Linked DNA regions of Homo sapiens: region 2 is linked to region 1. Evidence: read pairs that join two places in POLR2A ChIA-PET (ENCODE). Cell type or tissue: K562. All regions are shown on one strand. Each heading gives the region's core, and the rest is flanking DNA. Links, peaks and the distances in the headings are about the cores only.

Region 1 (5,370 bases), core at 202-5,201:
CCCAGAGCGTTTGTGTATGCGCTGTGCTGTTGTGTGTGCGTATGTGCTGAGGGGTGTGCGGAAGCCCCCTCTAGAATGTGCCTCGAACCTCAGGGCCCTTGACAGCCTCAGCATGGGCTGCAGGAAATGACAAACTTTCTGGGTTTTGGTGAATCCATTTTCACAGAAGTAGGTCATACCACTTCTCCATTTACTTTGCTGAGGGAGGAGTGCAGCAGGGGTCCGTGGTAATTCACGCAGCAATCTATGAGATAGGTGGTAATGTTATCCTCATTTTAGAGATAAGGAAACCAAGGCACAGAGAGGTTCAAGCAAGTTGCCTAAGGCTTATCAGTGGGGTCCAGGCTGTGACCATGGCAGGTGGTTTCAGAATCCATGCCCTCTCTTATCCATGAGGCTCCTGGACCGACTTTCCCCTGATACTCAGGGTGCACAGGTCCAGGTGAGGTGTTCACAGGGAGAAGTACCCCCGATAGACACACTGGAAGAACCCAAACCTAGCAGGGTTTTGGACAGCAGTCTCCTGTTTTCCTGCAAGCTGGTTTTAGGCCTAAGGATTTCCACAGAGGCATGACCCAGAGGAGGCAGCTCATTATTTATGGAAGCAGCTGACGGGGGTTTCCGTCCCCCTATAACTGCACCCCAGAACTTCACTTGTGTGTGGGCTGGCAAAGGACAGGAGGGAAATTAAGGCAGCAAGGTTGGCGTCAGAATCTGCTCCCACAATCCTGACTGGGGTCTCTGTGCTTCAGCTGCTCATGGGCACTAGCCCCAAGTCTTAGGGGATTATGGGGGAGGGGATAAGTGAATTTGGGAAATGGTGTAAACTCTCCTCCTAGACACAGACTGATAGCTGCAGGGGCTCAGAGACAGCAGCCAGTGCCACCTTTTCACTGTGCAGCTCGGGCAGAGGGGGAAGTGAGTTGTGCAGGTCACACAGCTGTGACCAATGCCAGGATCGCTGGCCAAAAGGGCAGCATCTGTTAGCGGCCTTCTGCCCCCTTGCTCACTCTGTTCCATCTCTCCTGGTGCTCTGTCCACACGCTCCGCCTCACCCCTCGGCTCCCCCAGGAGGATGTTCCCCAGCTACAAGGTAAAAGTCACAGGCATGAACCCCAAGACCAAGTATATCCTGCTGATTGACATTGTCCCTGCCGATGACCATCGCTACAAGTTCTGTGACAACAAATGGTAAGTGGACCCTGACCGCATCACCCACGTTCCCTCAACTGCCCACTTGCCACGCCCCCACCTAGTGTTTTGTCCGGGGGATTTCTTAGCTACCTGAGTGACTGCCCAGGTCTGCAGGCTGGAGTCCACTGCCTGGAACTGGCTGTGCGGAGGCTGAGGTGGTCAGCGAATGTCTGCATGCCTGCTTCAGGTGGGGCTGGGTTTGGGCTGAAAAGCAGCTGCGTGTTTGGGAGTTTGGTGGATCGCAAGGGTCTGTACTCTCCTTATGGCCGTGGGTAGTCAGGACTTGGTAACTATGCTGTCAGGTGACAGACAAATCATTAACACTGGCCAGATTTAGACTGTCAGTGCTTCACTGTGGGGAAGATGGGAGCAGTTCTCTTGGGGACTTTAAGGGCAAGCCATTACCTGCTGTGTGGGGGCACTCGCCTGTTTCTCCATGTTCTCCTTGGCTTCAGGCCCCTCCAGCCATCCAGACGAAGTGAGGCTCCACCAGGGGGTTGGTGGATGGGACCCTTTGGCAAGGGGCTGGGAGACATAGAGAGGTAAAGGGACAAAACCAAAAGGGGCCAGGTAAATAAACGCTGGGCTACCTTTCATGAAGCCAACTCCTTAGTCCCTGACTGCCTGGGAGCTCGGAACAGCGCTCCAGGAGCGAGCAGCCAGCCAGGACACTGGGCTCCGTGGCAAGTGAGCCACAGAGCTGGAGAGATTGGGCCGAGCAGGCAGGATTTGGTGGCCACGTCCTGGCAAGGGCCATGTTTCTGTTTCTTCTCCCTCTCTGGGCTAGAACTCAGAGCAGGCTCTGGCTGCGGGGAGAGCTACCAATTAATTTCTTACCATTGTTTTGGGGACAAGCCTTTTGAGAGTTGTCTAGGTCCTCTGAGAAGCTCCCTCTAAATAATATAATTTATAACATGTGACAATCATAATCATACCAGGTGTAGCGGCTCATATCTGTAATCCCAGCTACTCTGGAGGCAGAGGCAGGAGGATGACTTGAAGGTCAGGAGTTTGAGACCAGCCTGGGTAATATAGTAAGATCCTTGTCTCTGTAAAAAATGTAAAAAGTTAACTGGGCATGGAGGTGCATGCCTGTAGTCACAGCTACTTGGGAGGCTGAGGCAGAAGGATTGCTTGAGCCCAGGAATTGGAGGCTGCAGGGAGCTATGATCATACCACTAGCATGGGTGACAGAGTGAGAACCTGTCTCTTAAAAAGAAAAAAAAATTTTAAATCATAAGTGTAAATATACATAGAAGTGCCTAAATCTCCTCACAATATCTTTGTGATTAGCCCCAGTCCTTCAATTAAATGATCCCATTTCCCTGTAACCTCCCTTTTCTTTTCTACTGCAGTAAAATAAAGGAGATTCAGAACTGCTCTCTCCTCCTCAGCATTCTCTCCTCTGAACCTCACACTCCTACCCTTGAAGTACTAATTTGACAATGTGGTGGGACCAGCAGCTATTTTTTCCTCTGGTCAATGGGGGTTTGCTCCAAGAGGGGACGGGGAATCTGGCCTCACCAGCCCCTGGAGTAATCACCTGCTCTTATCTGCTCTGTTGGCAGGATGGTGGCAGGGAAGGCTGAGCCAGCCATGCCAGGAAGGCTGTATGTCCACCCGGATTCTCCTGCCACAGGAGCCCACTGGATGCGGCAGCTGGTCTCCTTCCAGAAGCTGAAGCTGACAAACAACCACCTGGACCCCTTTGGCCATGTAAGCATGGGGGCTGCCTGGCCCCAGGAGGCAAGTCTGGGGCAGTTTTAGGGGTGGGACAGGCCAGGATGGGGATAGGGAGAATCCACTCCGGGATCCAGCTCCAGGCTTTGGCGCTCACTGACCAGTTTAGGGAAGGAGCTCAAGCCTCTGAGGCCTGCAGAGAGCTGGACTTCCTTCCCGGCCACTTACTGGCTGGGTAACTCTGGACAATCGTCTCAGCCTTTTTGAGCCTCACTTTCCTTGTCTAGAAAATGGAGATGACCACATGTACCTTTCATGGCTGTGAGACTTAAATGAGAGGGTTTACCGGAAGCACTTTGCACGTAGGAGGGGCTAAATAAATGGCAGCTATGATGATAAAGGTGACGGGTCAGATCTCAGCTTCAGTTCCCCAAAATCTTGCCTTGCTGGAACATAACACAAGAGGGGTAAGCCTTTTCGAGCGAGAGTCACGGATATGTTCCAAAGCCCCTCTTTGGTGTGTACCGTCTGCCTGGCCTGACAGCCGCCTGCTTCTGGGAGAAAAGACCTTGCTCTGGCTCACATGTTAGCTCCTGCTGGATTTGGCCTGGTCCTTACAGAAGAGATTCTGAAGCCCCAGGGATGCTGCTGACGCCCCATCCAGGCAGCCCAAGCTCATTCTTTCCCCATCTGGCCCTGGAAAGTCCACAAAAAAGAGATTTTTATGTGGAAATTTTTAGCTCAAGTGTGTGGCAAACAGAAGTCTGGGGACCTGGTACTATCTGCCAGGGCACAGGCCCCTCCCCTCGAGACTGCCCGTGGTTTCTGGGGAAGTGCAGGGCAGGGGCAGTGGAGGCTTTGAGATGCAGGTGTGGCTGTTGGGGTTACGAGATGTGCAGGTATGTCCCGCTTTTACGTCCCAGCTCTGAAGCATAGTTCCTATGGAAAACTCCAGCCATGCTTCTTTTCTGATTGATGGGTATGTAACTGGCATTGAGCTTCTAGTTTTAATTTCTCAGAATCTATTCAGTTCGCTTCTGAGTCATTGGTGAGCTATAAACAAGCAGCTAGGAGAATGTTTAATTAATGCAGTCAACTCCTGACTTATCTTATCTGGTTTGTGAGTCCCTTTGCTGGGTTTCCCATACAGGGCAGGCAGATTCCCAATGGGGAGGATCAGCCAAGTTCCCACCTCCCCGAGCCCCAAGGCATTTCAGCTGAGAGGCAGAGGGGCTTCCTGGGTCTCCCTGGGCACCATCCTGGTCAAGACTTTGTTCCCAGTCAACTCCTACCCAACTTCCTATGCTTGGCCAGGCTGTGGCACCAGCCTCAAAGGGTAGGGAGGGTCTCTGTGTGGGGAGGCTAGGGAACCTGGCCCACGACGGCACACACACACAGACCCCATGGGGGGCGAATACAGAGCTTGTGGGGAGCTGCATCTTTGGGTGGCCATTTGTCCCTAGAGATCCAAACCTGGAGAGGATTTTGGATGAGCCAGCTTGTTGTCAGGGCTGCCAGCTGCAGGGATGTCTCAGAGGACACCTCTGCTTCCCTGACCTCTAGAAAGTGAGAGCAGAGGGAGTTAAGGGCTGGAAAGCTGCGCCTTCTTTAGGAAGTGGGAGAGAGCGCTCTGGCCTTCACAGCCCAGCAGTAGCTTTTCACAGCCTGGCTAACCTCTTCAGTAGCTCTCCCTGGGTCTGTGAGTGGTTTGTGATAAACTGCATAGAAGTCAGGGCCAGTGAGGCTGCTTGATGGGCTTGTGATGCTGGGGGTGCCCCTGGCTGCATCTGCCGTGCCTGCCTGGCGCTTCCCTTGCCTTGATGATAGGGATACTACCCACAGGAACTCAGCTTTTTCCCTGGATGAGTGGGACGCAGAGCATCTTCCTTCTCCCTTCATCCCCACACTTACCCAGTACTTGCAGTTTATTGGCTACAACAGCCCTGTGGGTGTGGCAGGGCCCAGGTACCGTCTCAGACCCAGGCCTTCTGCTTCCAGGTCCAGTGTCTCTGGGCTTCTCCACTGCCTTTCTGTACCCAGGGCTCTCGCTGCGGTATCTTCACCTATTTAGAGAACCCTTGAAGAGGGAGCAGCCTCTGGCCATTCAGACAAGGGCTGTGGAGAGACATATCAGGGCACAGCAACCCATTTGGACATTGATTTTCTTCTGCCTCTTGGCCCGTGCCCGTGGGAGTGGTGAGCTCCCATTGAAGGATGAAGGAGTCACCCTTCTTGGCTTCTCAGTGCAAGAGGCTGGGGAAAAGCCACGTTGTATTGGGAATTGCCCTTCCTTCTGCACAACCACTTCTACGTTTTCAGCTTGCCCTGAAAGCTTCCAGGCCTCAAGGGACTTTCTCCAGCCACATGGGCTTGGACTTTTCTTGGGGATCCTCACGGTATCCCAGGAGCTTGAGCAGCTGCCTCCTATTGGCAGCCCTCACCCCCAACTCCTGCCCAAAAGGGTGGGCTCTCTCCTCGCGAAAGGGCAAGTTGAGA
Region 2 (5,370 bases), core at 211-5,210, 95 kb before region 1:
TGGAAGGGGGCCTAAGTGAGGAATGTGGCTTACGGCACAGGCTTTTGCCTGCATCTCTGGGGTCCCTAGCCAGCCTCGGCTCACATAAACCGGAGCCCGGTGCCACTGGACCCATCCCCGGCAGCCTCCCTCTTCCGAGGCCTGGAGGAGCTCCCGGGTGGCTCTTCTCTCCCACCGCCTTCTCAGGAGCCCCTTGGAGCATCTCACTGTCATCCGGCAAGAGGATTTGAAGGTGCATTGAGTCACAGCTGTGGAACTTCAGCCTGGCATAGTAACCTGCACAGCCCTGGCAGCAATGCATCTGCCAGACAGCTGAGGGATTCAGGAGAGGCTTTGTGGCCTTAAGCAGTTTCATGAAATTAAAAAGAATAAAAAAAGAGAAAGAAAAAAAGGTAGAGGAAATTAAAACTGCATGACCCACAGGTCAGAAAATAGGAGACTCCCTTTTTTTTTTTTTAGCAGAGGGATTTCATTGTCCTCCCCAAACTGTCACCAAAAGGAATTTAGTTGGTTTTCTCTGACCATATTCGATGTATGTTTTATTTTTAAGAAAAAACTTGTTCTTTTTTTGTTTTTTTTTAAGGCGGAGTCTTGCTCTGTCACCAGACTGGAGTGCTATGGCACAATCTTGGCTCACTACAACCTCCACCTCCCAGGTTCAAGCAATTCTCCTGCCTCAGCCTCCTGAGTAGCTATGATTACAGGCGCCCGCTACCACGCCCAGCTAATTTTTGCGTTTATGATAGAGACGGGGTTTCACCATGTTGGCCAGGCTGGTCTTGAACTCCTGACCTCGTGATCCGCCTGCCTCGGCCTCCCAGAGAGCTGGGATTACAGGCGTGAGCCACCATGCCCAGCCTAAAACTACTCCCATTTTAAAGGCCAGTAAGCAAAGCAGATGTTATGGAAGTTACCCAGTTTCCATGGCTGAGAATCACTTTTCACATTTTCCAACTAGAGGTAAAGCATCAGCCTGGTAGTGCAGCCCAGGACTTTGAAAGGGCACCCTGGTACACCCGTGCCCAGGTCAGCCTACTGCCCGGAGGTAGTTGGGGAAATACAGTGCAACGTGGGTAAGAATTTCCAGCAAGCCACTCTTTGCCTATAGCAACATCTCAGTCCCCCTCTTTCTTCCCACAACTCTACTTCTCTAGGTGGCTTATAGGACAAATGAGGTATCCCCAAGTGTTTGCCTCTGATAGGTCCTCTGATGCACCAGAGCTAAGTCAGTTCCCTTAATGCTTTGCAGCAGGCACCACATGTGACACAGCAATTGGGACCCATGGCCTCTTTATCAAAGTATGAATGAAGCACAGAGAGCAACTGAAAACTTGCTCTCATGATCCCTGACACAGAAGCCTATTCTATAGCACGCCTCACTGTTACATAGGTGTAGCCAGCCTTGATTTGTGGATTTCTGTAATGTAAAAACTCCTATTATGGCCAATTTCAACCTGTCACACAGTGTCAGCTAGCTAACAGAGGTTCTGGAGATGTAACAGTCTGTGCACTCCAGCACCTGGTTGGTAAGCTGTACCCTAGGGCAGGTCAGCTCCCCACAAAGTAAAGTGAAACCTTTTCAAACCTCACTATTCAGAGTGGTCTGGGGGTTGAAGGATAGCTTTGGTCAAAGGATACACAGTTTCAGTCAGATGAGAAGAATAAGTTCAAGAGATGTATTGTCCAGCATGGTGACTCTAGTTAATAACAATGTATTCTTGAAAATCACTCAGAGAGCAGATTTGAAGTGTTCTCGACACAAAAAATGTTAAGTATGTGAGGTAATGCATGTTAATTAGCTCGATTTAGCCATTCCAAATGTATACATATTTCAAAACACCATGTTGTACATGATAAATATATATAATTTTTATTTGTCAATTAAAAAATATATATTTTTTTAAAAGTGTGGTCTTCAGACCCACAGCAGCATCCGTAGCCAGGCGCCGGTGAGAAATGCAAAGCCTCAGGCCATGCCCAGCCCTGCTCAGCCGAGGTCTGCATTTCAGCAGGATCCCTGCGCATGCTGAAGTTTGAGAAGGTCAGTTTTAAATTATGGTTAACTTATAAGACAGATGGCAGTTCTTTGGTCCGTGATGGATGCCGACCAAATAGTTGAATTCAATCACCTATGTGATTTGCAAGTCCAGTTCTAAGACAACTGGCTGAACTGCCTTTTTGCTAATATCCTTCTGCCCCTTGCCCCGTCACCCTTCCATCTTTCCATTCGGCAAACTCCAATTCGAGCTCAATCCAACTCTGCTCTCACACCTGGGTTCCTGAAGAAAGAGCACTTATTATTCCAATTGGTGCCTCTACAGATCCATGGTCTCCACTCTCCACTGGAGCCTGCTCTGTGTTTTCCTCATAGCCCCGCCCCCATTCTCAGTTTGCACCCATCTTTTGCAGCAAAAGACAGTGCCTAGCGCAGTGTCTGCAATAGAGACGCAGAGACGATGAATTCTTACTCAGCCTCTGGCTACTTCTCAGTCCTTTTCTTCTGTCGTCCTTAGGCGTATTTCTCAAGGCCTTGTCTTGGCCCTGGTCTCTTCTCTCTCAGTACCTGGCAATCTCTGCTTCCGTGTCTCCAATTACTATCCATAAACTGATGATTTCCAAATAATTTCCAAGTTGGCTTTGTCTCCTGATCTCCAGAACCATCTATTCAGCTACCTATTGACATATCCACATGTCTACGAACTGAATTCCTCTCTTCGGGCCCTTTCCTTCTCTCGAGTTTCCCCATCCCGGTGTCCAAAGCCCTTTGAGACCAGCCACTGCCCTCGCTCCAGACTCATCTCTTGCTGCCCTGGGCCAGCTCCAGCCAAGCTAAACTCCCAGAGGGTCCCCGAGCATACGCAGTCTCTTGCCCGCGAGGCTTCTGTGCATACTTTTCCTTTTGCCTGGAATGCTGTCTCTCAAAGCCCCCTCCTCTCTCTGTTACCCCCCTCAAAATAACTTGACTAATTCCTGCTTAGCAGACATTCCTTTCAATATTGCCTTTTCTAGAAAAATAGAATTTTTAAAGTAAACAAAACATTGACTTATTCCAACTGTTTTGTGTCTAGGTAAAGATATAACTTAATACCAGTAAAAAAGCTTTTTAAATAAACACCTGTGTACATATTAAGTACATTTTCTCTTTCGACTTTAACTCTTTCAATAACTGTAGCTGCACCTTGTCTTTCTTTTTAGTGCTCTCACACATCTGATATCAAAAGCCCAGGCCTTATGCATGGGTCCAGATCCGTGTGTAAAGTATTCCTTTTTTTTTTTTTTCTGAGACGGAGTTTCGCTCTGTTGTCCAGGCTGGAGTGCAGTGGCATGATCTCGGCTCACTGCAACCTCCGTCTCTGGGTTCAAGCAATTCTCCTGCCTCAGCTTCCCGAGTAACTGGGACTCAGATACCCACCACCATGCCTGGCTAATTTTTGTATTTTTTAGTAGAGACAGGGTTTCACCGTGTTAGCCAGGCTGGTCTCGAACTCCTGGCCTGAAGTGATCTGTCCGCATCAGCCTCCCAAAGTGCTGGGATTACAGGCATGAACCATGGTGCCTGGCCCCTATTTAAAGTATTCTTGATGCATCTCTGTTGCAGGAAGTATCTGTTTGCTACTGTTAACATTTTTTTTTTCTCTGTCACCCAGACTGGAGTGCTGTGGCACGATCTCGGCTCACTGCAACCTCCACCTCATGGGTTCAAGCGATTCTCATGCCTCAGCCTCCTCTCCTCAGGCCCTTTCCTGAGTGGCCAGGACTATAGGCGTGTGCCAACATGCCCAGCTAATTTTTGTATTTTTAGTAGAGACGAGGTTTCACCATGTTGGCCAGGCTGGTCTCGAACTCCTGGCCTCAAGTGATCCCAAAGTGCTGGGATTACAGGCATGAACCACGATGCCCAGCCCCTGTTTAAAGTATTCTTGATGCATCTCTGTTGCAGGAAGTATCTGTTTGCTGCTGTTAACTTCTTCTTCTTCTTTGTTTTTTTTTTTTTTTTTTTTGCTCTGTCACCCAGACTGGAGTACAGTGGTGCGATCTCGGCTCACTGCAACCTCCACCTCATGGGTTCAAGCGAATCGCATGCCTCAGCCTCCTCTCCTGGGGCCCTTTCCTGAGCGACTAGGACTACAGGCGTGCGCCACCATGCCCAGCTAATTTTTGTATTTTTAGTAGAGACGGAGTTTCACCATGTTAGCCAGGCTGGTCTCAAACTCCTGGCCTCAAGTGATCTGCCCACCTCAGCCTCCCAAAGTGCTGGGATTACAGGCATGAACCGCAGTTCCTGGCCCCCATTTAAAGTATTCTTGATGCATCTCTGTTGCAGGAGTATCTGAGTATCTGTTTGCTGCTGTTAACTTCCTTTTTTTTTTTTTTTCTCTGTCACCCAGGCTGGAGTGCAGTGGCACGATCTCGGCTCACTGCAACCTCTGCCTCCAGGGTTCAAGCAATTCTCATGCCTCAGCCTCCCAAGTGGCTAGGACTACAGGCATATGCCACCACACTCGGCTAATTTTTGTATTTTTAGTAGAGACAGGGTTTCACCATGTTGGCCAGGCTGGTCTCAAACTCCTGACCTCAAGTGATCTGCCTGCCTCAGCTTCCCAAAGTGTTGGGATTACAGGCATGAGCCACTGCACCCGGCCTGCTGTTGACTCTTAAGTGCTCACAGAGTCAGCTCTCAGGGTCCGGGAGACTGTCTGTTCCCCGTGACTGTTCCTTCCTGCGGCCCCGGGCTCACTGATTCTTCTTTACAGTGACAGCATTAAAGATAGGAAAAGGCTTCATCTTTTCCTGCCTGCCGTCTCTTTAACAGTCTCTGCCCTAGCCAGAAGTAGTTATTCTTGGGGATAACATAGTGGGCTCAGTCTTTGCCTCTTACCTTCTGTCATATACATATTTTACTTCCTGACCTAGTTCACCCACATCTATAACCCTTCACAAAACAATATTACGGCCAGTGCATTCTAGTACTTCCTTTTCTTCTATTATTCTAAGAATTATCTTGTACTTTCTATTTTATTTCATTTTTTAAAAAATGCACTCGTGACCCACTAAAGTGATTTCACAATACATTGGTGAATGGCAATCTGCGCTTTGAAAATCAATGCTCTAGCTTGTTCACCTAAATCCTCTGAGTTTTCCCATTTATGTATTAATTACTCTGCAGAAAAGGCTTTAAGATTATGTTCAACTAAAGCTCTTCCAAAGATTTCTGTCAGAAGCTACTTTTATGTACTGAAAGGGCTGCGCCTTTCTTTTTCTCTTGTTAACATAAAAAGAACACTTTGAACATTAGGCAGTTTTTAAGTGATCACGGGATGGTTTCAGCAAGTTAATAACAAATATTTGTTGATTGCTATGTTTTGCAAA

Evidence for each region. Peaks named below come from ENCODE experiments on the same cell type or tissue, not always from the same donor. Only the 100,000 strongest peaks of a DNase experiment are listed, where the experiment ranks them.
Region 2: POLR2A ChIA-PET joins it to region 1 with 9 read pairs; 2 of 35 experiments call an interaction of 5 or more read pairs at or near these places.

Annotation. Positions count from the first base shown.
Region 1 is chr17:61,464,748-61,470,117 of GRCh38, forward strand. It overlaps TBX4 (T-box transcription factor 4), which reads left to right. Exons shown (of 9, transcript NM_001321120.2): 4 at 1,072-1,191; 5 at 2,763-2,910. Among named protein-coding and RNA genes, the nearest start is that of TBX4, 15 kb to the left of the region's middle. In K562, for the core only: no CTCF peak of the experiment used is centred there; a DNase peak (open chromatin) is centred at 3,044; H3K27me3 peaks cover 2,228 bases.
Region 2 is chr17:61,369,828-61,375,197 of GRCh38, forward strand. All of the region lies in intron 23 of BCAS3 (BCAS3 microtubule associated cell migration factor), which reads left to right. Among named protein-coding and RNA genes, the nearest start is that of TBX2-AS1, 27 kb to the right of the region's middle. In K562, for the core only: no CTCF peak of the experiment used is centred there; no DNase peak of the experiment used is centred there; H3K27me3 peaks cover 2,116 bases.